Linked DNA regions of Homo sapiens: region 2 is linked to region 1. A link is a loop called in an ENCODE intact Hi-C map of the cell type or tissue named here. Cell type or tissue: endothelial cell of umbilical vein. All regions are shown on one strand. Links, peaks and the distances in the headings refer to the core of each region. The heading gives the core; the rest is flanking DNA. Region 1 holds the start of LOC124909441 (a long non-coding RNA gene). Region 2 has its middle 93 kb from the start of RNF7.

Region 1 (15,413 bases), core at 3,438-11,437:
GACACCGCCCACCGGTCTATCCCTTCAGAAACCCTGTTCCCTGCCCGGTTGGCCCGCCTTCCGCTTTCGAAAGCAGAGGCAGTTCCGGGGTGGGAACCGCGCGGAGCTTTCTGGGAAATGTAGTCCTTGTCAAGAGGCTTCTGGGAGTCGTAGTCCCTACCTGTTCTTCCGGCGCACGGCCTTTCCGTTTTCCTGTTGCGGGTTCTATCGCTCTGCGGCGTGGGAAAGAGGCGTGCGCGTCCTTGCGTGGTCCTGCTTCGACCTGTGGTCTCTCTGGCTTCTGGTCGGGTGGGGAAGGTTTATGGGGTGGAACGTGAGAGACAGGCTTGGGCACTTTTGCGTCTGGCAGTTAGGCAGCAGGTGGTAGTTTCCATGATGGGGACGCAGGGGCAGCGCCAAAGGGCCCCAGAGAACGAGGCATCCAAGGGGGAAGGGGTGTGGGATACGAGCCGACTGAGGGGAGACGCGCCCAAAGCCGGGGACCTCACTACCCCAGAGTCGACCTTGAAAGAGCCCTCGAGTCAGACTGAGGAGATGGGCAGTATCCTCCGACAATGGAAAGCCGTTGTTCGCTTCAGGGGAGACGCGCTGTGACCCAAAAGTCATTTTACCGTCATCACTATTGCTGCAGTTCATTCAGAAGGGTTTTGGGGGAGGCCATTGAAGGCTGAGCAGCAGCCCAGGGAGAGTTGATGGGGGCTGATGGTGGGAGTGGCAGCATGGATTCAGTGGATGATGAGGGATCAGGGAGTGGGGCGAGTTGAGGATTCCCAGTTTTCTGGTGTGGGCTGTAGGCCTGTCTGCAGATACTCTCACCTAGTGGAATTCTTTTCCGTAACCTGTCTTAACTTAATGAGAGGCTTGATGGGTAAATGGTTAAAGATGCACGTGCACATCCCTTCACCAAACCATTCAGATGCTCACACTAAACCCAAAGGCCACTCGTTCACTTATGCACACAGCTCAGTTATACCTACCCTTGTGAACACACCGGTATGTAGTACACACAGCCACATAACAATTCATGATCACATACTCCTGGCATCAAACAAAGGGTAAATATATCCATCTCAGTTTAAACGGCCTCTGCTATCTTGGGCGAAGTGTGACCTCCACACAAGAAGGACCCAGGTTGACTTCCTCAGTCCTCTCTGGAAACTTCAAACAGCTCAGCCTTTATCCTTTCTCTTGGCTACATCCACCTCCTCTAAGGTCCTCTGACTCTTCCTAGTCATCTTCTGCCACTCTGGCTTGATGGGAGGGAGATAGAAATGGGCTTGAATTCAGACAAGGGCTTTGCTTATCTGAAATGTGTTTGCTGAGGTTCTTATTCCCAGAGCAGTAGCTCTGAACATAATATTTCGTGTGTGCTGAATTCTGTTGAGAATCCAAAGAAAGTTGTGAACCCTCTTCCTGGATAAACACACATCTTTACATCCACACTGTTTTGAAAGCAAAATTGAAACCCATATGTCGGGCCCTGGTTAAGAACCTCACCAGAAGATCAGAACATCAGTTTCCTGATTGCCCTCTGTCTTAGCTCATTCAGGCTGCTCTAACAAAATACCTTAGACTAGGTAATTTATAAGTAACAGAAATATATTGTTTACAGTTTTGGAGGCAAGGAAGTCCAAGATCAAGGACTGGACTGGTGAAGGCTTACTCTCTGCTTCAAAGATGATGCTTGGGGCTGGGCGCGGTGGCTCACGCCTGTAATCCCAGCACTTTGGGAGGCCAAGGCAGACGGATCACGAGGTCAGGAGATCGAGACCATCCTGGCTAGCACGGTGAAACCCTGTCTCTACTAAAAATAAAAAAAAAAATTGGCCGGGCATGGTGGCAGGTGCCTGTGGTCCCAGCTACTTGGGAGGCTGAGGCAGAAGAATGGCATGAACCCGGGAGGCAGAGCTTATAGTGAGCCGAGATCAAGCCACTGCACTCCAGCCTGGGCGACAGAGCGAGACTGTCTCAAAAAAAAAAAAAAAGATGGTGCCTTGTAGCTGTGTCCTCACATGGTGGAAGGGCCAAAGGGCCAAGTTAGCTCCCTTCAATTCCAACTCCTTTTATAAGGCCACTAAGCCCATTCCTGAGGCAGAGCCTTCATGAATTAATCACTTCCCCAAAGGTCCCATCTCTTAATACTATCACATTGGGTATTAGGTTCCAATATATGAATTTGGGGAGATCACCAATATTCTGACCATAACACCCTTTCTGCAGTCTTCAAGTGGCTCAAGAGGGGGAGAAGAATAGGGTCTCAATCCCCATAGGAGTTGGAGTGTGAGGAAGGGGCAGCCTCTTCTCCCATCCATCTGTAACCCTTAGTTATGGAGCCAGACATCAGTTATTGTTGGTCCTCCACTGGGCAGTCAGTCATTCAGCTGGTTAAAGAGTCAGTTATGTAGTCAGTTTAAGCTTGTCAGATGTTTAGTTACCTACAGTTAGTACATCAGTAAGAAATCCAGTAGGTGGCCAGGTGTGGTGGCTCATGCCTGTAATCCCAGCACTTTGGGAGGCCGAGGCGGGCAGATCACGAGGTCAGGAGATTGAGACAAGCCTGGCTAACACAGTGAAACCCCGTCTCTACTAAAAATACTATATGTATATATATATATATATATATATATATGGTGGCGGGCGCCTGTAGTCCCAGCTACTTAGGAGGCCGAGGCAGGAGAATGGCATGAACCCGGGGGGCAGAGCTTGCAGTGAGCGGAGATCACGCCACTGCACTCCAGCCTGGGCAACAGTGCGAGACTCCGCCTCAAAAACAAAAAACCAAAAAGCAACAAAAAAAGAAATCCATTAGGTCAATCAAGTGATTTGTGTGTTTAGATATTTAATCAGCCAACCAGCCAGTCAATTACTCAGGATTAACTTTTCAGATAGACAGTGGTCCATCAGGATCCATCAGTCAGAAAGTCAATTTAATGGTCAGTCTGTCAATCAGAGTGCTAGTTGTTTAAAATGCTAAACACCTGGCTCATCAGTGGGACAAAAGGGCAGCTGGGGTGAGGCCATCTGGACACAGAGCGTGTCTCTACTTGCTACAGCTGGAAAATAATGTACACAGGTGGGGAGAAGATTTGACTCCTCCTGGGCCGCCAGAGGGAGCTTTGGTTTGCTGGGAAAGAGGCCTCACGTGGTGTGGTTGACAGGGAAAGAGGAAAAGCGGCAAAACGTGGGCCAGGCGGAGTTGCCACCAGAAGGTGGTGTGGCCTTCCTTCACGTCTCCACCCTGCATACTCCATCGGCTTAACTTTAGGCTTGAAGGAGCCCACTTCTGGCCGGCTTTTGAGGAAAGGCCCCTGGAAGGACTTCCCATCCTAGGGCGTACCTAATTGAGGCATGCTTGGCTCTGAGCTGGGAGGAAGCCAGCCGGCTACCCACCAGGAGAAGGACTTGCCCTCCCTGGTTGTCAGGGGCATGCCAGCCAAAGCACCGGGCAATGGGGGAAGAGAGGGAAACTGGGGTGGGGATGCTGGGGTATGGGGAAATCAATACCATACCTGTCTGCCCAGGAGCAAGGCAGGGAGCAGCTTCCTAAAGCTGAGGCACTGAGGGCAGGATCTCTGGTTTGTGGGAGTCTACACCATATCCAGGGCTACTTCTCATTCAGCTTCTCCAGGGGCCACACTTTGAGCCTCCATACTCCCATTCTTTTGCTGAACTCTGTGGTCAGCAGCTTCCTCTCAAATGAACAGCAAGTCCAACTAAAGCAGGAAGGATGGAAGTTAGACATAGATAATGAAGAAACAAGGGGAAAGGATGAACCCTCTTGGGGAATAGTGGAGATGTTTATATAAGGTTCCAAATGCAGTGTTGGGCACAAAGGCAGGATTCAGTAAATTTGAGTCCCCCCAAGGGAGGTGCATGTGGCCAATGCGTTGTAGCTCCTACTTATGCATAAAGCATGATTTGATGCCTCCAGATGGGCTTCTTGGCTTTAAAAAGAGGGCAATGCAGCGTGAGCAGGAGCTACGGCTGAACATTATCTGGGTTTGATCTTTTGCTGCAAGCAGGCTGATGTTGCCATCGGAAGATTGTGTGAAAACTGACGGCAAGTGTGTGATTTGTGACCGCTGTGTCTGTCCCTTCACCCTGGTATGCTTATATGATGAGTGTAACTATGGCTTTTACCAGGGACACTGTGAGATCTGTGGAGGCCATGGGAGTCTCTGATGCCTATTATTGTAAGGAGTGCACCAGCCAGGAGAAGAATAGAGATGGCTGCCCAAAGATTGTCAGCTTAGGGAGCTCTGAGACAGGCCTCTTCCATGAACGTCAAAAATGTGGCATCAGAAAGAGGTGATTGGTGGGTGGCCCCTTCCTTCCCTGCATCGAGCTGCAGCAGCTGCCAGAAATGACGCCTACAACTATCAACAGAAAGGGAGCGGAGCCCCGGGCATCGCCGAAGTGCCTGCCGGTGTACTGGGACCCTGCCACCTCTCCCTCCCCTTTCGTACAAATGTGTGATAGGGATGGAAAAGGATTCTTTACAGAACACCCTGGCAGACTGAATCACAGAAGAATCGATAGATTAGTTACTGTTTTTTCTTGAATTTGAAAAGCAAGGTTCTGTCCTGCATATGGATATGTCCTCCCTACCCGGAGAGCTTCTAAAAACAAGTCACGGTTCAGTCTTCTGCTTGAGGAGCTGACTGTGAAGCTGCATGCAGTAAAAGACGTGTCCTTGAGGAGACTTCAGTGTGTGGCAGGAAGCTATCAGAACAAGAAATGAGGACCTTTCATCTTTCACATTAAAAAAAAATGTGGGCAGGGCTGTCATTCTGGTTTCAACTGGTTTTGGTGTCTCAGAGCAATGGAGAGAGTCATTTGTGAGAAATAATGACTCCTGCCAGGTGGAGATGGTCCATGTGTCTGGAGCTTCACATACACTCTGCGGGAGTCATCATCCCTGGTTTAGGGATTGTAGGAGCCTGGGTACCTTGCTTGAGGCTCCACACCTGCGAAGTGGTAGAGAACTGGATTTGAGCTTGGTCTATATGGTTCCAAAGCTCTTTTTCTAGGTGATCACACTGGAGACCACAGATAGGGAAGGGGAGAAGAGTGGAGGACTGAGAAATCACTGGCTTCTGAAGTGCTCTGGAAGCGACTGTCCTCTCGGAGATCCTGTCAATCTCACACCCCACACCATGATCCAAGACGCTTTTTCTGTCTTCCAGACATGCAGAAAATCCATCAACAACTGCAGTCCATGTACTCAGGGAGGCCCTTAGGGAGCCTGGATTTTATCTGGAAGGCTGTGGAGGGCCAAGGAAGCGTTTTTAATTTGATTTACGCTGTCATGAATGTAAAATCTATACATGCCGGAGAGAACTATTTAGTATGTATTGGTAAGCCATCACACATGCTTTCTGTAGACCCCTGTGAGGAATGTTTAATATAATGATATAATGACTATGAGTAAGGGCTTGAGTCAGACTAGTTTGCCTCCCAGTTCTGCCACTTCGTGGCTGAGAGGCCTTGGCAAGTGACCTCTCCTCTCAGTTTCTTTCCCTGTCTTAAAAATGGGGATGATAGGCTGGGCGGGGTGGCTCATGTCTATAATCCCAGCACTGTGGGAGGCCAAGCTAGACAGATTGCTTGAGCCCAGGAGTTTGAGACCATCCTGAGCAACACAGCAAGACCCCATCTCCAAAAAAATATATGAAAATTAGCTGAGTGTGGTAGCTCGTGCCTGCAATCCCAGCTGCTCGGGAGGCTGAGGTGGGAGGATTGCTTGAGCCCAGGAGCTTGAGGCTGCAGGGAGCTATTACTGCCATTGTACTCCTGCCTGGATGACAAGGGTGAGAGCTTGTCTCCAAAAAAAAAAAAAAAAAAAAAAAGAAAAGGGGATGATAATCTTTAAGTCACAGGTTACTGTGAGATGAAACAAGGTTCTGCGTAAAAAGCACACTGCATGTCTTGGGCGTTGAAATGCTCAACAAGTGCTGGCCCATCCTGCACATAAAGTGCATCTCGTGCTCCATTTCCAACCCTCTTAGTCTTTTTCCAGTTACTGATTTCTCTTTTTTGCCTTAAATAACAGACATTTATTTCTCACAGGTCTGGAGGCTGAGAAGTCCAAGGTCAGGGAGACAGCATTTTCAGTTGCTAGTGAGGCCTCTCTTCCTGGCTTGCAGATAGCCACCTTCTTACTGTGTCCACACATGGGGGTGGGGAGGGAGGGAGAGAGAGAGAGAGAGAGATTGATTCTCTTGCCTCCTGCCCTAGTGTTTCTCTGATGCCATGGTGTACAAGGCACCCTCCTGCTGGGCAGTCATGCACATGCAAGTCAGCAGAGCAGGGAAGGCAGCTGTGGCTGGTAGCCAATGGATAAATGTTTCCCACAAGTGAACAGTTCTGAGATGTATTTCCCAAGCCTTCTTAGGAGGTCCTGTGGGATAGAGCACCCAGTTGCCCCTGTGCATCCTTACACTGGCTTTCCCTCCTTCCCCTTCTGTCCCCTCTTTCACTCCTGCTCCTTTGGTACCACATCCCCTAACCAACTTAACAAACTACTACATTTAAGCTTTTTTTTTTTTTTTTTTCTCAGACTCTGCTTCAAGGGAGACCAGGCTAAGACAATCTATTATAACAAGATTCCGTTTTCTTGGAAAAGCTACATTAGGAAAAAATGGGAAAAGAAACAAAAGGAGCTAGAAATATAAATATCCATAACAGAGATGCAAGAAGGGGATCATCCCCTTGAGCAGAGTAGACTCTTGACTGTAGCCCAAGTGTCAAGTTTACTTATTCACTTGTGTGGACGTAACAGAGTAGGGGGCGCAGGGAGAGGTACCAAGCTAGAGGGACCTGGAAGAGTTTATAGTCTAGCATAATTCACTTTCCAGTCCTGAGTTGGCCACTTACTATTGACTGTGTGATCTTATGTACACGTCTACCTCTGAGCCTCAGAGCTCAGAGCCTTTCCTTACGTGTGAAATGGGGATAATAAATGCCTACTTCAAGTGCTCACTCATACTGTGAGATACACAGACTACATTAGTTGAATGTTCAGCCTAGTGTCCAGCCCATGGTATCTGTTCAACAAATGGTAAGTCACAGCCCTCTGTAATTAGCTTTGGATTGTCTGAAATCAAATTTTTCCTACTGCTTCCTATGTGCATACTTAGCTTCTGCAATAAAATGGTAAGCCTCTCAAAGGCAGTGATAGAAGATCTATTGGTCATCAATAGATACTTATCCCTTTTCTAGAAATGAGTCCAGCTTTCCTGCCCATGCTAGCAGAGACCTTAGCCTCTAGGATTTGCTTGCTTTCCATTCAGGTCAGTTCCCAGGAGGCAGAGTCTGAGACAGACGTGTGTGCAGGGGGTTGCTGGGGAGTGCTCTCAACACTGTGAAGGATGCTGGATGAGGCAGAAGTTGGGCTATGTTGTAGTCACAAGGCCTTGGCTTGACCCCAAAGGCGCTCTGAAGCTGAGATGGCCCCTCAGGGTTGTCCCTGGGCCTTCCGATCCCTATTCTGACCAATCATTGGATGTGGCTGCCCTGGGAAGGAGCATGTCCTTCAGCAGATGGCTCTCTGCTCCAGAGCAGTGCCCTGAAAGCACCGACAGCCAAGCACCACCAGCAACTGGGGGAAGAAGTCCTGAAGTGGGGGATCAGGGTGGCGCAGCATCCACACCTTCAGTGTAATGGTGGCTTTGGAGAGTGTGGTAGTCACTGCGAGTTCTCTACCCAGTACCCACTTTCCCTTTTTTCTCGAGTGAAAGGAGGCTGAGCTTGTTTGGGACAGCAGTGTGCCCAATAAAGATCCTCACTTCCCTCGACTCGTTTACAGCAGAGGTAGCCAAGGGGCCCCACTCTGGCCAGTGAGAGGCGAACAGGAGTCTGGGTTCCTGATGACATAATGGCGCCACTGGCGAAAGTGAAAGGCTTTATTGCTTAGGCCACTGTCATCAGGTTTCGGTAGCACGGAACCAAAGGCAGTCCTAAATGGTTCAGGAGGCATTATCACATACCCTGCTTAAGAGCATGGTCCTGCGTGTGATATGGGCACAGCGGGAATCCCAGCTCTGCTGCACACTAGCAGCCGTGTGGAGCCTCAGACGAACTACTCCTCGTGGTTCCCTTTTCTGTAAAAGTGGGAATGACAGTAGTATTCTCACTACCATTTCAACATATAACACCAGGGTAACCAACTTGTTCCAGTTTGCCTGGGACTTTCCTGTTTTTTAAGCACTGAAAGCCCCACATCCTGGGAAACTACTCAGTGCCAGGCAAACCTGCACAGCTGCTCAACCTATTAAAACACCCTCAAACTACCCTGCTTCCTTTACAGATGGAAGACTGGAAAAATTGTGTTGATGCTGCCCCCTAGTGGTTGAATGTAATGTAACTGCTGCAAAGATACATTTTACATTATAAGTTTTCTTGAGAATAGCAAGCCACAGATGGTTAGAGGCAGAGTTGGAATATTCCCCTAACCATTTAGATTTAAATGTAGAACTGCTTTAACCCTATTATATTATTCATCGATATTTGCCAGCAAATATACTATCTGGTAGGACTATTGTGAAGATTAATGAAATGGTGTAAATTTTCCCATGGTATCTCATATAGTGGTTGTTTTTTTTTTTTTTTTTTTTTTTTTTTTAATGACAGGGTCTTACTCTGTCATCCAGGTGGAGTGCAGTGGCACAATCACGGCTCAATGCAGCCTCAACCCCCGTGGGCTTAAGCAATCCTCCCACCTCAGGCTCCCAAGGACCTGGGACCACAGGCATGTGCCACCACTCCCAGCTAATTTTTTTACTTTTAATTTTTTGTAGAGATAGGGTCTCCCTATGTTGCCCAGGCTCATCTCAAATTCTTGGGCTTAATGTGCTGGGATGACAGGCATGAGCCACCATGCCCAGCTATAAGTGCTCTTCAGTTCACTGGTATCATGTGAACTTGAGTTAGACTCAGCTGTGACTCTTCCTTTGAAAAAGTGACTTCAACCCCTGCCGGGCTCCCCCCGCCTGTTTTCCTCATTCACATTAGGGAACTAGGACTTTCCTCAGAATGTTGTGAAGATTCATGAAGAAACACTTGTGGAAACCACGTAGTTGGCACTACATGGCCAACTTTACTGCTGACAATGTTGTCTGGAAGGCAGGCCTCAGGCCATCCCTCTGCTGAGGGGCTCTGTAGCTCTCAGGAGCTGAGCTGGCCCTCAGGGATGCCTTCTCCTCATCAAGGCCAGTCTCCGCTGGCAGTCGGGCTTCAAGAAGTCCTGCCCAGATGCTCTGATGTATTCAGCCGCTTCCTCTTCAGCAGAAGCTATTACTCATCTGAGCTGGCTCCTGGGCAGGCACAAATACAGGGGGACAATCCAAACATTCAGTTCAGTGGCCTTGGGCAATGGGAGTTAACTGGTGTTTAGGCCAGAGCTTTGTGCTGGCTGCTCTTAAAGCCACAACTGCAACATAAACCCCAGCTATTTTCTGCTACTCGTGGTTGTGTTTAAACACAAGGTGGCACACCCACCCTTGTCTGGACTGCTAAATCTGTTCAGAAGGCTTCCCTGAGATTCAGAGAAACAGAAGCATGTATCTCTGCCTCTCTCTAGACAGTCTTTAAGACTTCTGGAAAAAGGAATCACCTAAATCTTCCAGAAAGTCTAATTCTGCTATGGCTATGAAAACCCTCAAATAGGCTTAATAGCAATATTAGATTAAGATCCTCAATTTCATTTAAAGTGAAGTTAGAGAAAGAATACTTACATCAGGCTGGGCATGGTGGCTCACACCTGTAATCCCAGCACTATGGAAGGCTGAGGCGGGTGGATCACCTGAGGTTGGGAGTTCAAGACCAGGCTGACCAACATGGAGAAACCCCGTCTCTACTAAAAATACAAAATTAGCCGGGCGTGGTGGTGGCACATGCCTGTAATCCCAGCTACTCAGGAGGCTGAGGCAGGAGAAACGCTTGAAACTGGGAGGCAGAGGGTGCAGTGAGCTGAGATTGTGCCATTCTACTCCAGCCTGGGCAAGAGCAAAACTCCGTCTCAAAAAAAACCCCAAAAAAACCTCACATCAATAAATACCTGCACCACAATGAAGGAGCCTCCGCTTTGTTCTGTGTAAAGCCTTGTAGTCCTGTTTTAGTACCTTGGCTTTAAGTTGCCATTTCATGGATTTTTAATGAGATTTTTAAAATATGTCTAATCTATACCATGAAATATTACTCAATGGCTATAAAGAGCCATCTACATTTATATACATCTCAATCAGTCAATCAATCACCTATCATCTTAACATGGAAATATCTTTACGACATACTGATAAGGGTGGCAAGTTAATGAGAAATACTTCTCAAGATGGCCAAATAGGAACAGCTCCAGTCTATAGCTTTCAGCATGAGCACGCAGAAGACGGGTGATTTCTCCATCTCCAACTGAGGTACCGGGTTCAGCTCACTGGGGCTTGTCGGACAGTGGGTGCAGGATAGTGAGTGGATGCAGTGCACCGAGAGTGAGCCGAAGCAGGGCGAGGCATCACCTCACCCGGGAAGCGCGAGGGGTCAGGGAATTCCCTTTCCTAGCCAAGCGAAGCTGTGACAGATGGCACCTGGAAAATTGGGTCACTCCCACCCTAATACTGCACTTTTCCAATGGTCTTAGCAAACGACACACCAGGAGATTATATCCTGCACCTGGCTTGGAGGGTCCCATGCCCACAGAGCCCCGCTCATTGCTAGTACAGCAGTCTGAGAAGCTTAAACTGCGTGGAGCCCACCGCAGCTCAAGGAGGCCTGCCTGCCTCTGTAGACTCCACCTCTGGGGGCAGGGCATAGCTGAACAAAAGGCAGCAGAAACCTCTGCAGACTTAAATGTCCCTGCTTTGAAGAGAGCAGTGGTTCTCCCAGCATGGAGTCTGAGATCTGAGAACGGACAGACTGCCTCCTCAAGTGGGTCCCTGACCCACGAGTAGCCTAACTGGGAGGCACCCCCCAGTAGGGGCAGACTGACACCTCACATGGCTGGGTACCCTTCTGAGACGAAACTTCCAAAGGAACGATTAGGCAGTGACATTTGCTGTTCAGCAACATTCACTGTTCTGCAGCCTCCGCTGCTGATACCCAAGCAAACAGGGTCTGGAGTGGACCTCCAGCAAACTCCAACAGACCTGCAGCTGAGAGTCCTGACTGTTAGAAGGAAAACTAACAAACAGAAAAGACATCCACACCAAAACCCCATCTGTACATCACCATCATCAAAGACCAAAGGTAGATAAAACCACAAAGATGGGGAAAAAAACAGAGCAGAAAAACTGAAAGTTCTAAAAATCAGAGCGCCTCTCCCCCTCTAAAGGAACGCAGCTCCTCGCCAGCAACAGAACAAAGCTGGGTGGAAAATGACTTTGACGAGTAGAGAGAAGAAGGCTTCAGACGATCAAACTCCTCCGAGCTCAAGGAGGAAGATTGAACCCATTGCAAAGAAGCAAAAAACCTTGAAAAAAGATTAGACGAATGGCTAACTAGAATAACCAGTGTAGAGAAGTCCTTAAATGACCTGATGGAGCTGAAAACCATGGCACGAGAACTATGTGATGAACGCACAAGCTTCAGTAGCCGATTCGATCAATGGGAAGAAAGGGTATCAGTGATTGAAGATCAAATGAATGAAATGAAGCCAGAAGAGAAGTTTAGAGAAAAAAGAGTAAAAAGAAACAAACAAACCCTCCAAGAAATATGGGACTATGTGAAAAGACCAAATCTACATCTGATTGGTGTACCTGAAAGTGACGGGGAGAATGGAACCAAGTTGGAAAACACTCTGCAGGATATTATCCAGGAGAACTTCCCCAACCTAGCAAGGCAGGCCAACATTCGAATTCAGGAAATACACAGAACACCACAAAGATACTCCTCGAGAAGAGCAACTCCAAGACACATAACTGTCAGATTCACCAAAGTTGAAATGAAGGAAAAAATGTTAAGGGCAGCCAGAGAGAAAGGTCGGGTTACCCACAAAGGGAAGCCCATCAGACTAACAGCTGATCTCTCAGCAGAAACCCTACAAGCCAGAAGAGAGTGGGGGCCAATATTCAACATTCTTAAAGAAAAGAATTTTCAATCCAGAATTTCATATCCAGCCAAACTAAGCTTCATAAGTGAAGGAGAAATAAAATCCTTTACAGACAAGCAAATGCTGAGAGATTTTGTCACCACCAGGCCTGCCCTAAAAGAGCTGCTGAAGGAAGCACTAAACATGGAAAGGAACAACTGGTACCAGCCACTGCAAAAACATGCCAAATTGTAAAAGACCATTGATGCATTGATGCTAGGAAGAAACTGCATCAACTAACAAGCAAAATAACCAGCTAACATCATACTGACAGGATCAAATTCATACATAACAATATTAACCTTAAATGTAAATGGGCTAAATGCTCCAATTAAAAGACAGAGACTGGCAAATTTGATAAAGAGTCAAGACCCATCAGTGTGCTGTATTCAGGAGACCCATCTCATGTAGAGACACACATAGGCTCAAAATAAAGGGATGGAGGAAGATCTACCAAGTAAATGGAAAACAAAAAAAGGCAGGGGTTGCAATCCTAGACTCTGATAAAACAGACTTTAAACCAACAAAGATCAAAAGAGACAAAGAAGGCCATTACATAATGGTAAAAGGATCAATTCAACAAGAAGAGCTAACTATCCTAAATATATATGCACCAATACAGGAGCACCCAGATTCATAAAGCAAGTCCTTAGAGACCTACAGAGAGACTTAGACTCCCACACAATAATAATGGGAGATTGTAACACCCCACTGTCAACATTAGACAGATCAACGAGACAGAAAGTTAACAAGGATATCCAGGAATTGAACTCAGCTCTGCACCAAGCGGACCTAATAGACATCTACAGAACTCTCCATCCCAAATCAACAGAATATACCTTCTTAGCACCACATCACACTTATTCCAAAATTGACCACATAGTTGGAAGTAAAGCACTCCTCAGCAAATGTAAAAGAACAGAAATTATAACAAACTGTCTCTCAGACCACAGTGCAATCTAGGACTCAGGATTAAGAAACTCACTCAAAACTGCTCAACTACATGGAATCCGAACAACTTGCTCCTGAATGACTACTGAGTACATAACGAAATGAAGGCAGAAATAAAGATGTTCTTTGAAACCAATGAGAACAAAGACACAACATACCATAATCTCTGGGACACATTTAAAGCAGTGTGTAGAGGGAAATTTATAACACTAAATGCCCACAAGAGAAAGCAGGAAAGATCTAAAATTGACACCCTAACATCACAATTAAAAGAACTAGAGAAGCAAGAGCAAACACATTCAAAAGCTAGCAAAAGGCAAGAAATAACTAAGATCAGAGCAGAACTGAAGGAGATAGACACACAAAAAACCCTTCAAAAAAATCAATGAATCCAGGAGGTGGTTTTTTGAAAAGATCAACAAAATTGATAGTCCACTAGCAAGACTAATAAAGAAGAAAAGAGAGAAGAATCAAATAGATGCAATAAAAAATGATGAAGGGGATATCACCACCAATCCCACAGAAATACAAATTACCATCAGAGAATACTACAAACACCTCTACGCAAATAAACTAGAAAATCTAGAAGAAATGGACAAATTCCTGGACACATACACCCTCCCAAGACTAAACCAGGAAGAAGTTGAATCTCTGAATAGACCAATAACAGGCTCTGAAATTGAGGTAATAATTAATAGCATACCAACCAAAAAAAGTCCAGGACCAGATGGATTCACAGCTGAATTCTACCGGAGGTACAAGGAGGAGCTGGTACCATTCCTTCTGAAACTATTCCAATCAATAGAAAAAGAGGGAATCCTCCCTAACTCATTTTATGAGGCCAGCATCATCCTGATACCAAAGCCTGACAGAGACACCACAAAAAAAGAGAATTTTAGACCAACATCCCTGATGAACACTGATGCAAAAATCCTCAATAAAATACTGGCAAACCGAATCCAGCAGCACATCAAAAAGCTTATCCACCATGATCAAGTGGACTTCATTCCTGGGATGCAAGGTTGGTTCAACATACGCAAATCAATAAACATAATCCAGCATATAAACAGAACCAAAGACAAAAACCACATGATTATCTCATTAGATGCAGAAAAGGCCTCTGACAAAATTCAACAGCCCTTCATGCTAAAAACTCTCAATAAATTAGGTATTGATGGGATTTATCTCAAAATAAAAGAGCTATTTATGACAAACCCACAGCCAATATCATACTGAATGGGCAAAAACTGGAAGCATTCCCTTTGAAAACCGGCACAAGACAGGATGCCCTCTCTCACCACTCCTATTCAACATAGTGTTGGAAGTTCTGGCCAGGGCAATCTGGCAGGAGAAAGAAACAAAGGGTATTCAATTAGGAAAAGAGGAAGTCAAATTGTCCCTGTTTGCAGGTGACATGATTGTATATCTAGAAAACCCCATTGTCTCAGCCCAAAATCTCCTTTAAGCTGATAAGCAACTTCAGCAAAGTCTCAGGATACAAAATCAATGTGAAAAAATCACAAGCATTCTTATACACCAATAACAAACAAACAGAGAGCCAAATCATGAGTGAACTCCCATTCACAATTGCTTCAAAGGGAATAAAATACCTAGGAATCCAACTTACAAGGGATGTGAAGGACCTCTTCAAGGAGAACTACAAACCACTGCTCAACGAAATAAAAGAGGACACAAACAAATGGAAGAACATTCCATGCTCATGGATAGGAAGAATCAATATTGTGAAAATGGCCATACTGTCCGAAGTAATTTACAGATTCAATACCATCCCCATCAAGCTACCAATGACTTTCTTCACAGAATTGGAAAAAACTACTTTAAAGTTCATACGGAACCAAAAAAGAGCCCTCATTGCCAAGTCAATCCTAAGCCAAAAGAACAAAGCTGGAGGCATCACGCTACCTGACTTCAAACTATACTACAAGGCTACAGTAACCGAAACAGCATGGTACTGGTACCAAAACAGAGATATAGACCAATGGAACAGAACAGAGCCCTCAGAAATAATACCACACATCTACAACCATCTGATCTTTGGCAAACCTGACAAAAACAAGAACTAGGGAAAGGATTCCCTATTTAATCAATGGTGCTGGGAAAACTGGCTAGCCATATGTAGAAAGCTGAAACTGGATCCCTTCCTTACACCTTATACAAAAATTAATTCAAGATGGATTAAAGACCTAAATGTTAGACCTAAAACCATAAAAACCCTAGAAGAAAATCTAGGCAATACCATTCAGGACATAGGCATGGGCAAGGACTTCATGTCTAAAACACCAAAAGCAATGGCAACAAAAGCCAAAATTGACAAATGGGATCTCATTAAACTAAAGAGCTTCTGCACAGCAAAAGAAACTAC
Region 2 (15,413 bases), core at 4,534-12,533, 340 kb before region 1:
GGTAATGATACAAAACTAAGCCTTAAATGTGGGCTATATCAGAGCTTCTTAACCCCAGTGCTACATTAGAACCATCTGGGAGTTTGAAAGTAATGTCCATGCCTGAGACCCTGCCCCAGACCAGTTACATCATTATCCTTGGGGTGGGGCAACAGTGTTTGTTCTCAGGTGGCTCTAACATGCAGCCTTGGAAAGGCACAGGGGTGTGGAAGAGTGCTGAGACCAGGAATCAGGAATCAGTCCTCTCCACTGTCAAGCAAGGTACTCCGCCACTCTCATTGTTCTCATTTGCAATATCAGTGTTTCTGACATTTTAATGTGCACACAAGTTACATGGGGATCTTGTCAACGTGAGAGTCTGGTATAGTAGGTGAAGAGTGGGGCCTGAGACCTGCATTTCTAAGAAGCTCGTGGATCCTGCTAATGCTGCTGGTCTGTGGGCTATAATTGGAATAGCAAGGTCCTAGGTCCGTGGTTCTCAAAATGTAGTCCCAAGACCAGCAGCCTCAGCATCACCTGGTGTCAGGTTCCGGCCCAAGCTGAGGTCCAAGGGGAGTCGGTTGATGAGGGGAGGGCAGCTGAAAGAACATGCGAGAGACCACAGGCAGGTGGGACATGGCTTTGTTCAGCAGCTCTTTCACACTGTCAGTGCTGCATTTATGCACCTCACAGACAACAGTGGCTCAGAGTCATGTGATGAGCCCTCCCATGTTATGGCTACATAGCTGTGGTGGTTTAATACACAGGATTGTGTGCCTGTGCTCCAATCCTGCTGTGTCATGCTATGCCGGATGTGTACCTCGGCCTATACTTGACTGCAGTGCGGCCATTGTCCTTCCACCTGGGAAACTGTTAGAAATGCAAAATTTTGGACTGTTACTCTGATACTCTGAGTATGACAAGATCTAGCCATCTGTTATAACAAAGCTTCTAGGTGATTCTGAAGCATGCTTAAGTCTGACGACCTCTGCCCTGTAAATTCCAAAATCTCTTCTGGTTCTGAGATTCTCTGGTACCTGGTCTTTCTGATTGCTACAGAAACCACTGCTCTTCCTCAGTACCCCAATTGAAAATCCATCAACACCAGACATGATCCTGGGGGCCACTAGTGCATGCCTTCCCAGCACTGTCCCGGATTTTGTTCCCTGAGGAGCCATTCCTTCTGGGAATTTGGACCTATCACCATTTCCCTAGTATGATGGTTAATTTTATGTGCCAATCTGGCCAGACCATGGTGCCCAGATATTTGGTCAAACATGATTCCAGATGTTTCTGTGTGGATGTTTTTTTGGGTGAGATTGACATTTAAATCAGTGGATTCTGAGTAAAGCAGATTGCCCTCTGTCATGTGGGAGGACTTCCTCCCAACAGTTAAAGCCCTTACTAGAACAAAGACTGACCTCCCAGCTGAAAGAAGGAATTCTGCCTGCAGACTGCCTTTGGATTCAAATTCCCACTCTTCTCTGAGTCTCCAGCCTGCCCCATCAGATTTTGAACTTGGCCAAGCCTCCACAATCATGTGAGCCAATTCCTTATGATAAACCTATCTATACACACATTCTGTTGGCTCAGTCTCTAGAGCACCGTAACTGTTTTGGAGGTCCTTTCTGCTCCTCTCCAAATCCAGCATGCCTGCTTTAAAAATGTTATCTCCCCATCTTTTCTGTTCTCATGGCCAAGTTCTCTGTGTCAAGTATTTGCAAGGAAATAATATCCAGAAACCTAATAAATCTGTCACCTTAAAAGATCACAGAGCAGAAGTAGCATACCAGAAGAGCCAGGCGGAATAAAATTTGTTGCCTTTTCTTCAGGTAAGATCTTATTGTACTTTGCTATCTGCTGCAAAATATCAAGCACCTCTTTTAGTAGTTGTTGGTAAATAGGGCAAAAATATGAGGTCAAAGTCTTATTGCTGAAGTTGACAACTTCTTCTTATTCAAATTAATTAACTCAAATTAACTTAAATCTTATTCAAATAAATTTGAGTATTCAATTTTATATTTGGTAATAGGACGGAACTTTTTTCTTCCCTTCATCCTCCCCAGTTCCCAGCAATTTTGCTTTCCTGCTGCATACTGAAGTTGAGTTAACAGATATGGCCTTGGTAATGCAACTCAGCACCCCCTCCCTTTTTCAGTATAATAACATAGTTTAAGCTCAACACACACAGTAAACTAAGAGGGGGCCATTTTTTACAACATGAAGGCCTACTTGCCTTGTAGATGCCTCATCTCCAGGACTACAGTCCTCCTCCCACACCATCAAGAGGAAAATGGAATGATTGTCCACATAGATGAGAAGCTGCAAAGAGGACCCTGGGGAAGAAGGTGAGAAAGGGCCAAGGAACTGGAGGGCTCTTAGGTGTGGAGCCCCAAGGGCTTCCCTATGAAGACCACGTCCCTGGAGAATCTGGGTCGGATGAGTTCAAGACAGAGGGGAGCCACTCCCAAACCACTGTGGACTCTGGGCTGGAAGACTGGATGTCTCCATGAGGTAAAGGAGTGTTTGGACTTTGGGTGCCTTGACTTTGTGCTTGTGATAAAGGTCTAGGCTATACTTTTTTTGTTTTTTTTTTTTTTTTTTTTGAGATGGAGTCTTGTTCTGTAGCCCAGGCTGGAGTGCAGTGGCGTGATCTCGACTCACTGCAAACCCCGCCTCCTGGGTCCTTGTTCAAGCAGTTCTCCTGCCTCAGCCTCCTGAGTAGCTGGGATTACAGGAATGCGCCACCATGCCCAGCTTATTTTTGTATTTTCAGTAGAGATGGGGTTTCACCATGTTGGCCACGCTGGTCTTGAACTCCTGACCTAGTGATCCACCTGCCTCGGCCTCCCAAAGTGCTAGGATTACAGGTGTGAGCCATTGCACCCAGCCTGGTCTAGGCTATACTTTCTTAAAGAAACACCAACATTGCATTAAGAAAACCAAAGTGTTTTATCTCTTCCCCCATCTTGTGAGGTGAATGTGGGCTATGGACCATGAAGAAAGCTTGCAGGCATGCAATTCATTGAATTTGGAAGTCCAGTTGCATGGTTCCATAATTGTCCTCGCTCCAGTGGTCTTCCTAGGTTCCCTTTCCTGGGTACAGAAGAGGAGCAAAGACTTTTTTATTCTTGTGGAATCCAAGAATAGAATTTCATTGTAGATTTGCAATCACCACCTTTGTACACTGAAGTTCTCATGTTGCGAGTGTCCTTGTGGCAGCCGTGCAAAGCGCTGCAGATTCAGAAATCTGAGTGCACAAGAACATTTGCTAAGCCTGAGAAGAAAGGTATGTTCCCTGTGGGCTTTGTGTGGGATGGCAGAGACAAATAGCTCCTGCTTTTGCTGACTCAAAATTCAGCTTAGAATCCAGACAAAAATTACTGAATTAAAAAGTTAGTTTTAGACATTTTATTTAACTCCCACAGCTTTCTTTCTCACAAGCCTAAGACACCACAATGGAGAAGATGACATTCTCATTATTGAACTCTCTTTGTGTCATTCAGTCCTCACTATTCTACATAATTCTTTATGGTATTGTTAATGCATGAAATTGTTTTATTTTTAAAACATAGTCATTTCCACAAATAGTTAAGTGTTATATGCTGAAAATGGGTATATTCTCAAATACAATATATAATTTCTTGAGGTAGAGTAGCAGCTCGTTAAGTAAATTTAAGTTTGAACAGATTCATTAATTAGTCTTGTGGTTGCAAGCATCAGAAAGTATTTCCTATTATATGAGTTCACATATTTGCAACTAGTGAACTTTCTGTTACTTTTCAGATTCTGTAGTTGTTAATGCTTTGTATTCCCCCAGATAGTTTAATTTTTCCTTGGGGAACTTAATGAGCTGCCTTCCCAGCCAAAATATCTATGAAGGTGAGTAATGCTTCCATTCAATTTTATATCCAGTTGGAGAAGAAGTCTAGCTAACAGGCATATGGGCATACGGATTTGCTTTTTTTTTTTTTGTTTTTTTTTTGTTTGTTTATTTATTTGAGATGGAGTCTCGCTCTGTCACCAGGCTGGAGTGCAGTGGCGAGATCTCAGCTCACTGCAACCTCCATCTTCCGGGTTCACGCCATTCTCCTGCCTCAGCCTCGCAAGTACTGGGACTACAGGCACGCACCACCACGCCCAGCTAATTTTTTTGTATTTTTAGTAGAGACAGGGTTTCACCATGTTGGCCAGGATAGTCTCGAACTCTTGACCTCATGATCAGCCCACCTCGGCCTCCTAAAGTGCTGAGATTACAGGTGTGAGCCACCGCGCCCAGCCCTGGTTTGTTTTGAAGTCTGAGAGTATGGATGATTTAGATCAAACCAATGGTTTGACCCAATGTTTTAAATTTGATTTGATTATCCAAGGTGCCACAGGTCTGTAGCTCTATTGCTCTTATAGCAGGGGCTTCATCCCAGCCCCTGTTGGGACCATTGCTAAATTTCAGATCTGTTGGGCACATCTGAAGAATTGACAGCATGGGCTATCTGAAGTTGACTGGATGTGGAAGACCAGGGAGGTTTCCTAAAGGAAAAAGGAGCTAGCCTTATCCGTGGAAGGGGGAGGTGTACATGTACTAATAAGCATGCCTCTGTGGTTGGTTTGATGTGGGAGAGCAGACAGTGGGGAGCAAGGGAGTGTGGTACCCTAGCCAAGCTCCCAGCCTCCCTGCAGGCCCTGGGTAGTTCAAGACCTCACATGGCCTGGTGGCAGTCTTCGGGAGGAAAGGGTGGCTCAGCGGCGCTAACAGCGATGACCAATTAGAGCTGTGTCTGGGCCCAGCAGATGACAGGGGAGGAGAAGGAAAGCAGAGCAACACTTCAGCTGCCTGGGCTAGCTGGGGGATCTGTGTGAAACACCCGAAAACATCTCCCAGGAACTTCCAGGGATCTGAGGTCCAAAAATAGCAAGTAAAGACAAGAACTAGTGAGAGGTAGGCCATATATTATTTTTAAAGTATTTTTGCTATTATTAACATATGCCTTATTTTCATATAAAAATTAAGTGATGCCATAGGAAAGGGAACCCCCGCTACTCACAGTCAGATCTCTGTTTACTGAGGCAAATTATCAACCTGTCAGGTCAAAGTTCAATTTGGACAGACTGGTGTTGAAACAAATTACATTCTGTAGCAGTTCGTGTTCTGCAGTTGCAAGCAACAGAAAATATTTCCAATTAACTAGGGCAAAAAAAAAAAAAAGAGGATGTATTGGCAGAATCCTTGTGATAAGTAATTTTAGTGTCAACGTGGCTAGGCCATGGTACCCAGTTTTTGATCAAACACTGGTCCAGATGTTGCTGGGAAGGCATTTTTTAGATGTAATTAGCATTTAAATAAATTGATTTTGAGTAAAGCAGATCACTCTCCATGGTGTGGGTGATCGCTAATCTAGTCAGTTGAAGACCTTAGGAGAAAAGACGGAGAAGTCCCTCGAGGAAGAAGGAATTCTGCCTCTGGACTGCCTGTGGACTTGAACTGCAACCTCAGCTCTTCCCTGGGTCTCCAGCTGGCAGGCCTGCCCTGCAGATTTCAGACTTGCCAGCTGCTACGATTGCACGAGCCAATTCTTCAAAATCTCTCTCTCTCTCTCTCTCTCTGTTTCTGTCTCTCTCTCAAGACACACCCACCCCCATCCTAGTGGTTCTGTTTCTCTGGAGAACCCTGACTAATACACTGCTAAGGGACAGCTGAACAACTAGGCCTTGGGAAAGGCAGAAAACAGGTCACCCCTGGGGACCTGGGCATGTACCATTGCACTATACTATGTGCCATTAGATGACTCCACAGCACCATGATCTGTGTCTGTGTCTATTCAAGATCCAACTTCTTGAAAGAGGAAGAATTGGCTGGGTCTTTCTATTGCAAGGTGTGGGGTGCTATTGCCAGATAAGAGGTGGAGAGGAAACAGGTCAGAGGAAAAACAATAAACATTCCCTAGAATGAGGTTCCTTGAGGTAGATATGTTCGCTATCAAAGTACACCTTGAAACAGAACCTCTCAAATGCTGTCTTTGACTGACATGGGTCCTCAGCGCAGCCATATGTAAAAGACAGCGCCGTTCAGTGCCAAGCTCCTGTGTTCTGTGTAGAATGGCCAACACAAATTGTTTTTCGTGGTCAACTTTTATGAAAAACTCTCATGGAGGGGAGTTAGATTCATATGAGAAATTCACCCAGAATCAAATATAAAAATAAGTTATATAGTCCAATTTAGAGCAAAAAATAGAGGTTGTAGAATTGGATATGATAATGTGCAAGTTACTTCCTGTTTATTCTTGGCTTCATTCCTGCCCTGGTACACTCTGAACTACTGGGGTTGAGAGGTTGCAAACTACATTTCCCAGGCCCCTTTGCCAACTGGATATCCGTGGGCTCCTCCAATCAAAGGACAGGCAGGAGACCAGAGGGTAGGGAGAAGGGAGGAGAGTCTTACACTGGCCTTCATTCCCTGGCAGTTGTTGGCAGGTCCTCGCAGTTGCTGTTGAGGCAGCAGAAGTAGGGTCATTCCGAGGCCCTAGAAGCCCAGATAGAAGCAGAACATTTTCAGTGGTTTTATCTCTTCATCTCTTTGATGGATTTAGAACTAATTGCAATGGTGGCTCCAAAATTGTGGCAGCAGATGTAGGGTCTCAGAGCCCCACTCAGGGTGATATTAGCAGCTTCTGGTCTTTGGTTATCACTGTTTCTTTTTTTGTTTTGTTTTGTTTCTCCAGCATTCTTTCTTCAACCTTTTGCTCTTCTAGCCCTTCTAACAATTTTGTTGAAAATTCCCCAAATTAGGCCAGGCGCGATGGCTCACGCCTGTAATCCCAGTACTTTGGGAAGCAGAGGCGGGTGGATCACCTGAGGTCAGGAGTTCAAGACCAGCCTGGCCAACATGGTGAAACCCCATCTCTATTAAAAATGCAAAAATTAGCCAGGCATGATGGCACATGCCTGTAGTCCCAGCTACTTGGGAGGCTGAGGCAGGAGAATCACTTGAACCCAGGAGGTGGAGGTTGCACTGAGCTGAGATTGAGCCACTGCATTCCAGGCTGGGTGACAGAGGAAGACTCTATCTCAAAAAAAAAAAAAAAAAAAAAAAAAGAAAAGAAATTCCCAAATTAAATTTTCTCTGTTTGAAATAACTGGAGTGTTTTCTGTCTTTCTGACTGAACTCTGACTGATACAAAAGGCACAAGTGTTGCTTCTGAGTTTCAATGTAAGGAAACTTAATTCCCATATTTAATTTTGGCTCTGTTTAAAATTTGAGCAGACAGTTTACAGTAGTTAGGTCATCTTGGCCTCCTCAATTTTCCTGTTTGGGTTTTTTTTGTTTTTGTTTTTGTTTTTTTGTTTTTTTTTTTCAGACGGAGTTTTGCTTTTGTTGCCCAGGCTGGAGTGCAGAGGCATGATCTTGGCTCACTGCAAACTCTGCTTCCCGGGTTCAAGCAATTCTCCTGACTCAGCCTCTCGAGTAGCTGGGATTACAGGCACTTACCACCAAGCCCAGCTAATTTTTTGTAGTTTTAGTAGAGATAGGGTTTCACCATGTTGGCCAGGCTGGTCTCGAAATCCTGACCTCAGGTGATCTGCCCACCTCAGCTTCCCCAAGTGCTGGGATTACAGGCGTGAGCACCAAGTCCATCCTCTTTTTTGGGTTTTATCAAGAAAGATCTTGGCCGGGTGTGGTGGCTCACACCTATACTCCCAGCACTTGGGGAGGCCCAGTTGGGCATATCATTTGAGCTCAGGAGTTTCAGACCAGCCTGGGCAACATAGTGAGACCTCATCTCTACAAAAAAAATACACAAATTAGCTGGGTGTGGTGGTGCACGCCTGCAGTCGCAACTACTCGAGAGGCTGAGGCAGGAGGATGGCTTGAGCCTGGAGGGGGTCAAGGTTGCAGTGAGCTGAGATTGTGCCAGTGCACTCCAGCCTGGATAACAGAGTGAGACCTTGTCTCAAAAAAAAAAAAAAAAAAAAAAAAGGGAGAGAGAAAGAAAGATCCTCAGGGGCTAAGGAGCATCTTTAAGATCATGTCTGGGTGGAACACAGTGCAGAGGCACACAATCTGGCTGAGAAGACACAAGACTTTGGGGCCTTCCAGAGGGCCACTCCTCCCTGGGGCCGGCCCTTGTCTGTGATCCCAGGTCACCTCCTGCCGGCTCAGGCCAGCTTTACACCCTTGCCCTCACATTTCTGGCCTCACCTGGAAGAGCTCTTGATCCTTCCCATGTGAGTTCACTGTTGACCCTTACCCGTCACTGTCACTGCTTCTGGAAGCCTTATACTGACCACACCTCTTCCTGCAGTGCCTGGGCGGGCCGCCAGGAGGCTCTCTTATGCCAAGTCCAATCACACTGTGCTCCACCAACTCCAGTTGAGCAAACACTAATTTTGAAATAGCAGATTCTGCCTACCAAATTAGCAGTGATTTTTAAAGAATGATAGTCTGTAATACTCAGTGACTCAATATTGAAGAGACTGTGGTGAGAAGGTAGTCTCCTATATGCTGATGGGGGTATAAATGGAGGCTTTTCTCGAGTGAGATTTGCCTGTATAGATGAGGTCTACAAGTTCCACAGGTGGGAACCTACTCTAGGAAATAAATTAAATTTAGGTGTAAGAGCTCAAATGCTTTCAGTTGCCAGTGATAGAAAACTCAGCCAGGCGCGGTGGCTCACACTTGTAATACCAGCCCTTTGGGAAGCTGAGGCGGGCAGATCGCCTGAGGTCAGGAGTTCGAGACTAACCTGACCAGTATGATGAAACCCCGTGTCTACTAAAAATACAAAAATAGCCAGGCGTGGTGGCACGCACCTATAATCTCAGCTACTGGGGAGGCTGAGACAGAAGAATCACTTGAACCCCGGAGGCAGAGGTTGCAGTGAGCCAAGGTTGCGCCATTGCACTCCAGCCTGGGCAACAAGAGCGAAACTCTGTCAAAAAGAAACAAACAAACAAAAAAACTCAGCTAATGTGACTGCAGCATTCAGACATTTCTTGCTCATATAAGTTAGGTAGTAAGGAATCCTGGAAGTGGTTTTGTGTCCCCATGGTATAACAAAGAACCTGGGATCTTTCTTTTCCCACTCTGCCATCCAGAGTTGGGGGGACGTGTTGTCTCCCCTCATGGTAGCACTCGCGGCATCCTATTCTCATTTGACAATGGACAAATACAAAAGAAGAGAGTGGGGCAAAACAGACCTTCTCCAAAAATGCCTTTCTGAGAAGCTTGTAAACACTTCCCTTCACCTTCTGGGTGTGTATCATTAACAAAGAGGAGTGAGATCTCCATGATGGGCTCAGGCCATTCAAGGCCCAGCAGGAACATGGCTGCCTGAATACCAGTGGGGTAGCATTCCAAAGGAAGGAGGGTAAATTTCTTTTGGGTAAGCTGCCAATGGTGTCTGCCACAGGGAACCAACATTTTCATACGAAGATATTTGATATAGTGTTATTCATAAATGTAAAGAAATAGAAACTATGTGGTTAAGAAATTATGGTACATTTAAGGCTGAGGTGGCAGGATCATTTGAACCCAGGAGTTTGAGTCCAGCCTGGGCAACATGGTGAAACCCTGTCTCTAGAAAAAAAAGTAAGAAAGAAAAAAGAAATTATAGTCCATTTATTTAGATAGGGAAACTACTAAAACTAAAAGGGATAGAATCTGGCTTCCAACCAGGTTGGTCAGACTCCAAACCCACATTCTTAGTTGCTACTACCTCTTTGGATTTAACAAAATCATTAACCACCATAGAAGAAAAAGCAACAGAAAGCCTTCCAAAATGTAGATTACTTAATAAAAAGCAGTCAATGCACCACAATACCCTCATTCTCCAATAACTAGGGTAGTTGAGGGATTTCTGACATTCTTATCCCAGTTGTCACTTTTGAGAGGTTAGCAGACTCCTCTGAGATTCTTTGCCTGATTCCTGCTGAGAGACCAAAACAGCTAAAAGTTAAAGCCAGTTTAAGTTTCCATGGATTCTGACTGCTTTACTGGGTCAATTGTAATAATATTATTAAAACACCTAAACCCCTCAGCCAAACCCAGGGTATATGAAGAAGGCTTATCAAACAAAAACAATGTTTGGAGAATCTGGATAATAGTAAGATGACTTTCTAACAATAGTGGAAGATACTTTTTTAAATTAAAGGGATTTTTTTTTTTTGAGATAGAGTCTTGCGTTGTCACCCAGGCTGGAGTGCAGTGGCACAATCTCCGTTCACTGCAACCTCCACCTCCCAGGTTCAAGCAATACTCCCACCTCAGCCTCCCGAGTAGTTGGGATTACAGGTGCTCACCACCACACTCATCTAATTTTTGTATTTTTAGTTGGCCATGTTGGCCAGGCTTCTCTTGAACTCCTGACCCTCAAATGTTCTGCCCACCTTGGCCTCTCAAAGTGCTGGGATTACAGGTGTGAGCCACCGCACCAGGCCTAAAATTAAATGGATTCCGGTTGCAGGTCTTTGGCTCAGGCTGTTTTCCCTGATGTTTCTGCAGGTCAGTTACTTATGGACTGATGTTTCTGCAGGTCAATTACTTATGTGGTTGTGCAGATGGCCAACCACAGTGGCCGGTTACTTTTCTCAGGGCACCTGCCTTCTAGAAATGTATCCTCTCTCCTCTCCCTTTTCCTCTTTCTGTCAGAGAATAGCAGGGGTTGTGGAGGAAAGCTGAATTCTAAATTAGTCATTTCGATAATTAATAAGGCTAGCTAGAGGTTTGATGAGAAAAAAATTGCTGCTTTTTTTTGTAAGTGTAATGTGGTTAGATATAAAGTATCCAAAATTTAGACAGATCTCAAAATCCAAAATTTTATTTTTCCCTCAAAGCCATGCTTAAGTTTACTCAGAATAACCACAGCATTTTTCTGAGGCTCTGCAAATACCTTCTCGAGCTTCCTCTATTTGCTTGGTAAGGACGGTGTGCAATCACACATCCTGCAGACTGACTGGCTGGGTCACTCCATCACCTTGACCATAGATGACTCTGCTGATCATGGTTACATGACTGTTTCATGCCCATACCACAATCTCATTTATTTCAGAAATTCAATTTTCAGTTTATATGTGTTCATACTGGCAAAATGGCTTGAAAAACACAAAAGACCCAACCATTTTGCCTTCAGCCTAACAGCAGAAATAAAAACATGGCATGGATATATCTGTGAGAGCAAGGCATTGAAGTTCTTGCAATCCCTCACGATGCTGTCTTATGCCGGCCTCCTCTCTCTTATGCTTTGTAAATCTAGTGCTGCTGATGTCGAATGACCCAGAAAACTCCTATTCATTATTTAAGACCCAACTCAAAGTTTCCCCTCTTTCATAGGGTCTTTCTAATTTTCTCAGGCAGAATTAGCATGTCTCTCCTCTTGGGTCCCATGGCATCTTATACCCACCTACATTATATTGGAATGATTTGGTTTTCTGTTTTCTTGACAATATTTCAAGCCCTTCCAGAATCAAAATAGTATCTTTATTTTATCTTATTTTTAGTAACAATTTTAAAATGATGGAATATTTCTCCTGTAATCCCAGCACTTTGGGAGGCTGAGGCGGGTGGATCACTTGAGCCCAGGAATTCGAGACCAGCCTAGTCAAGATGGTGAAACCCCATCTCTACTAAAAATACAAAAATTAGCCAGGCGTGGTGGTGCATGCCTATAATTCCAGCTACTCGGGAGGCTGAAGCACAAGAATTACTTGAACCCAGGAGGCAGAAGTTGCAGTGAGCTGAGATTGCATCACTACACTCCAGCCTGGGTGACAGAGCCAGGCTCTCTCTCAAATAAATAAATAAATGCATGATAGAATATTTCATATATACATAATAGAACACACATATATGTGTACAATAGAATATTATATTAAACACATATAAGGTATACAAAATAAAAATAGAAACATCTATGTAACCAATGTTGCCTATGTACTGAGACTGGGAGGCCCTCCTGGGTGCCCCTCTCTCTCTATACCACCCCTCCTATGGTAACCCCTATCCTGAATTTGGTGTTTATTATTCCCTTCTTTTTCTTTTTCTTTGGTTTTTTTGAGTTGGAGTCTGGCTCTGTCACCCAGGCTGGAGTGCAATGGCATGATCTTGGCTCACTGCAACCTCCACCTCCCAGGTTCAAGCGACTCTCCTGCCTCAGCCTCCTGAGTAGCTGGGATTACAGGTGCGTGCCACCACTCCCGGCTAATTTTTTTGTATTTTTAGTACAGGGTTTGCCATGTTGGCCCAGCTGGTCTGGAACTCCTGACCTGAGGTAATCCACCCACCTCAGCCTCCCAAATTGCCTACTGGGATTACAGGCGTGATCCACCATGCCCAGCCTATTCCCTTCTTTTTCTTTATAGAGTTACACCATATGTACACATCTTGTGTAAACGAGTTCCTGTTGCTCCCCAGTTGTTAGATTTTACAATTTTGCCACTCTAGTGAGTGGAAAACATTTTATTGTCATTTTAATTTGCATTGTAATGCACCCTGTAGTTTCCATATCTACAATTACTAATGAATCTAAACATCATTAAATGTGTTTAATTGGTCATTTGGGTTTCCTTTCTTAGTGAAAATATGTTTCTGTCTTTATTTCATTTTGCTATAGGGTTGTTTTCTTTTTCTTATTGATTTGTAGCAATTCTTTATATATTTTGGATACTACTCCTTCGTCAGTTGTATGTGTCATGAATATTTTCGCCTAGCCTGTGGCTTGTCTTTTCATTTTCTTTTTTTGAGATGGCATCTTACTCCAGCCCAGGCTGGAGTGCAATGGTGCAATCTCGGCCCACTGCCACCTCTGCCTCCTGGGTTCAAGCGATTCTCCTGCCTCAGCCTCCCTAGCAGCTGAGATTAGAAGCACATGCTATCATGCCCGGCTAATTTTTGTATTTTTGTAGAGACGGGGTTTCACCATGTTGGCCAGGCTGGTCTCAAACTCCTGATCTCAAGTAATCTGCCCACCTTGGCCTCCCAATGTGCTAGGATTACAGGTGCGAGCCACCACACCTGGTCTGTCTTTTCATTTTCTTTATGTCTTCTTTAGATGAACTCGACTTCCTAATTTTTGTGTCAATCATTTCCTTTTTTCATATGACATTTTTGTGACTTATTTATTTATTTTATTTTTTTTGAGACAGAGTCTTGCTCTGTTGCCCAGGCTGGAGTGCAGTGGTGTGATCTCAGCTCACTGCAACCTTTGCCTCCCAGGTTCAAGGAATTCTCCTGCCTCAGCCTCCTGAGTAGTGGGGATTACAGGCACCTGCCACCATGCCCAGATAATTTTTGTATTTTTAGTAGAGACGGGGTTTCACCATGTTGGCCAGGCTGGTCTCAAACTTCTGACCTCAAGTGATCCACCCACCTCAGCCTCCCAAAGTGTTGGGATGACAGGCGTGAGCCACCACACCTGGCCTTTTGTGACTTATTTTTTTAAAAATCCTTTTCTGTGTGGTCTTAAAGACATTCTTCTATATTTTCTTTTAAAAGTATTGAAGTTTTTACCATTCACATTTACCTGTTTATTTAACAACAAAAAAAGCAACTAATGGATAATTTGGATAATAGTAATGCGGACATTAGGACACTCAATTGATTCCAGCAGCATTCATTGAAAAGTCTGTTCTTTATTTGCTCATCTGTGGTTCACCTACTTTTGTGTCCCTCACAGATGTGGGGCTCTGTTTATGGGCTTTCAATTCTGTCCATTGGTATAGTTTTCTGTTTTTGAACCAATACCACACTGTTTAAATTATTATAGCTTTAAAGCAAGCCCTTTTTCCTGACAGGGTAGTTTCTCCCCACATTCAGGATAATTTTGGCTATTCTCGGCCCTTTCCTTCTTCACTTGCATTTTAAGATCAGCTGTTCAAATTCTGCAAATACCTCTGTTAGAATTTCGGTGGGCATTGCATTGAATCAAAAAGTCAGCTTTTTTTTTATTATTATTATTTTTAATACAGAGTCTCGCTCCATTGCCCAGGCTGGAGTGCAGTGGTGTGATCTCGGCTCACTGCAACCTCCGCCTCCCGGCTTCAAGCGATTCTACTGCCTCAGCCTCCCACGTAGCTGGGATTACCAGTGTGCACCACCATGCCTGGCTAATTTTTGTATTTTTGGTAGAGATGGGGTTTCACCATGTTGACCAGGCTGGTCTTGAACTCCCGGGCTCAAGTGATCCGCCCCCCCCCCCCCACCCCCCCACTCAGCCTCCCAAAGTGCTGGGATTACAGTCGTGAGCCACTGTGCCTGACACACTTTTGTAATTTCAAGTCATCCTATCAACAAACATTTATGTAGGTCTGATCTGTCTGTGACAGAAAACTGTCCAGTGGTTCACCAAGCCTAATCCCCTTTCTTTTAGCTCACAGCTGGGCTGTGTTTCCCAGCTTCCCTAAAAGTGAGTTGTGGCCAAGGTAAGTTTTGGGCAATGGGATGAGGGCAGAGCAAGGGACAGGTAACCCCTCCAGGCCTGGCCCTCCTTTGTGATCTGCCTTGCTCTGTTTCTTCCCTCAACTGTAGGTGGATGCAGGGGATCAAGAAGAGGATTCTGAGACCCTAAGGAATGACAGAGCCGCAAGATGAAAGAACCTGGGTTCCCCCGTCATGGTGTGGAAGTCTTCCCACTGAACACCCACATGCGACTGTTGGAAGAGAAAGAAAAACACTTCTGGCAGGGTGTGGTGGCTCATGCCTGTAATCCCAGCACTTTGGGAGGCCCAGGCAGGCAAATCACTTCAGGTCAGAAGTTTGAGACCAGCCTGGCCAACATGGTGAAACCCTGTCTCTACTAAAAATACAAAAATTAGCCATGTGTGGTGGCAGGCGCCTGTAATCCCAGCTATTTGGGAGGGTGAGGAAGGAGAATCGCTTGAACCCGGGAAGCGGAGGTTGCAGTGAGCCGAGATCACGCCACTGCACTCCAGCTTGAATAACAGAACGAGACTCCATTTCAAAACAAAAAAGTAAAAGAAAAACACTTCTACTGTGCTACACCACTAAGAGTTTGAAGTTTGCTAGAATAGTTAGTTTACATTAAGAAATGCAGTATCTTTCCATTATATTCCAAAATTTTTTTCATAAATGCCTTATGCATCTTTCGTTAGATTCTTCCTAGGTACATTAACTGTTTTGTTAATGTTGAATACGATATTTTGTAAAAGAAAAAATTTTTTTTACTGTTGCCAGTATACAGAAACATAATCAATGTTTGTATATAATCTTATGTCCATCGATCTTGATCAAATCTCTGATTAATTCTGTTAATTTGGCTGCAGATTCTTTGAGTTTTGTTTCTTTTGTTTTTTTTTGAGACGGAGTTTTTCTCTTGTTGCCCAGGCTGGAGTGCAATGGAGTGATCTCTGCTCACTGCAACCTCCGCCTCCCGGGTTCAAGCGATTCTCCTGCCTCAGCCTCCAGAGTAGCTGGGATTACAGGCATG

Evidence for each region. Hi-C counts contacts between places; a loop is a spot of excess contacts. Peaks named below come from ENCODE experiments on the same cell type or tissue, not always from the same donor. Only the 100,000 strongest peaks of a DNase experiment are listed, where the experiment ranks them.
Region 2: a loop joins it to region 1, with 3 times the contacts of the local background. A loop is called at or near these places in 4 of 110 quality-filtered maps.

The regions. Positions count from the first base shown.
Region 1 is chr3:141,296,504-141,311,916 of GRCh38, reverse strand. LOC124909441 (a long non-coding RNA gene) reads right to left here and starts at 8,084. Exons shown (of 4, transcript XR_007096119.1): 1 at 7,989-8,084; 2 at 3,510-6,161; 3 at 161-280. It also overlaps the pseudogene PHF5AP7. RefSeq lists an enhancer at 88-277. In endothelial cell of umbilical vein, for the core only: CTCF peaks have their summits at 6,276 and 8,337 (motif pointing left); a DNase peak (open chromatin) is centred at 8,346; H3K27me3 peaks cover 623 bases.
Region 2 is chr3:141,637,909-141,653,321 of GRCh38, reverse strand. No RefSeq gene overlaps it. Among named protein-coding and RNA genes, the nearest start is that of RNF7, 93 kb to the left of the region's middle. In endothelial cell of umbilical vein, for the core only: a CTCF peak has its summit at 8,286 (motif pointing right); a DNase peak (open chromatin) is centred at 6,341.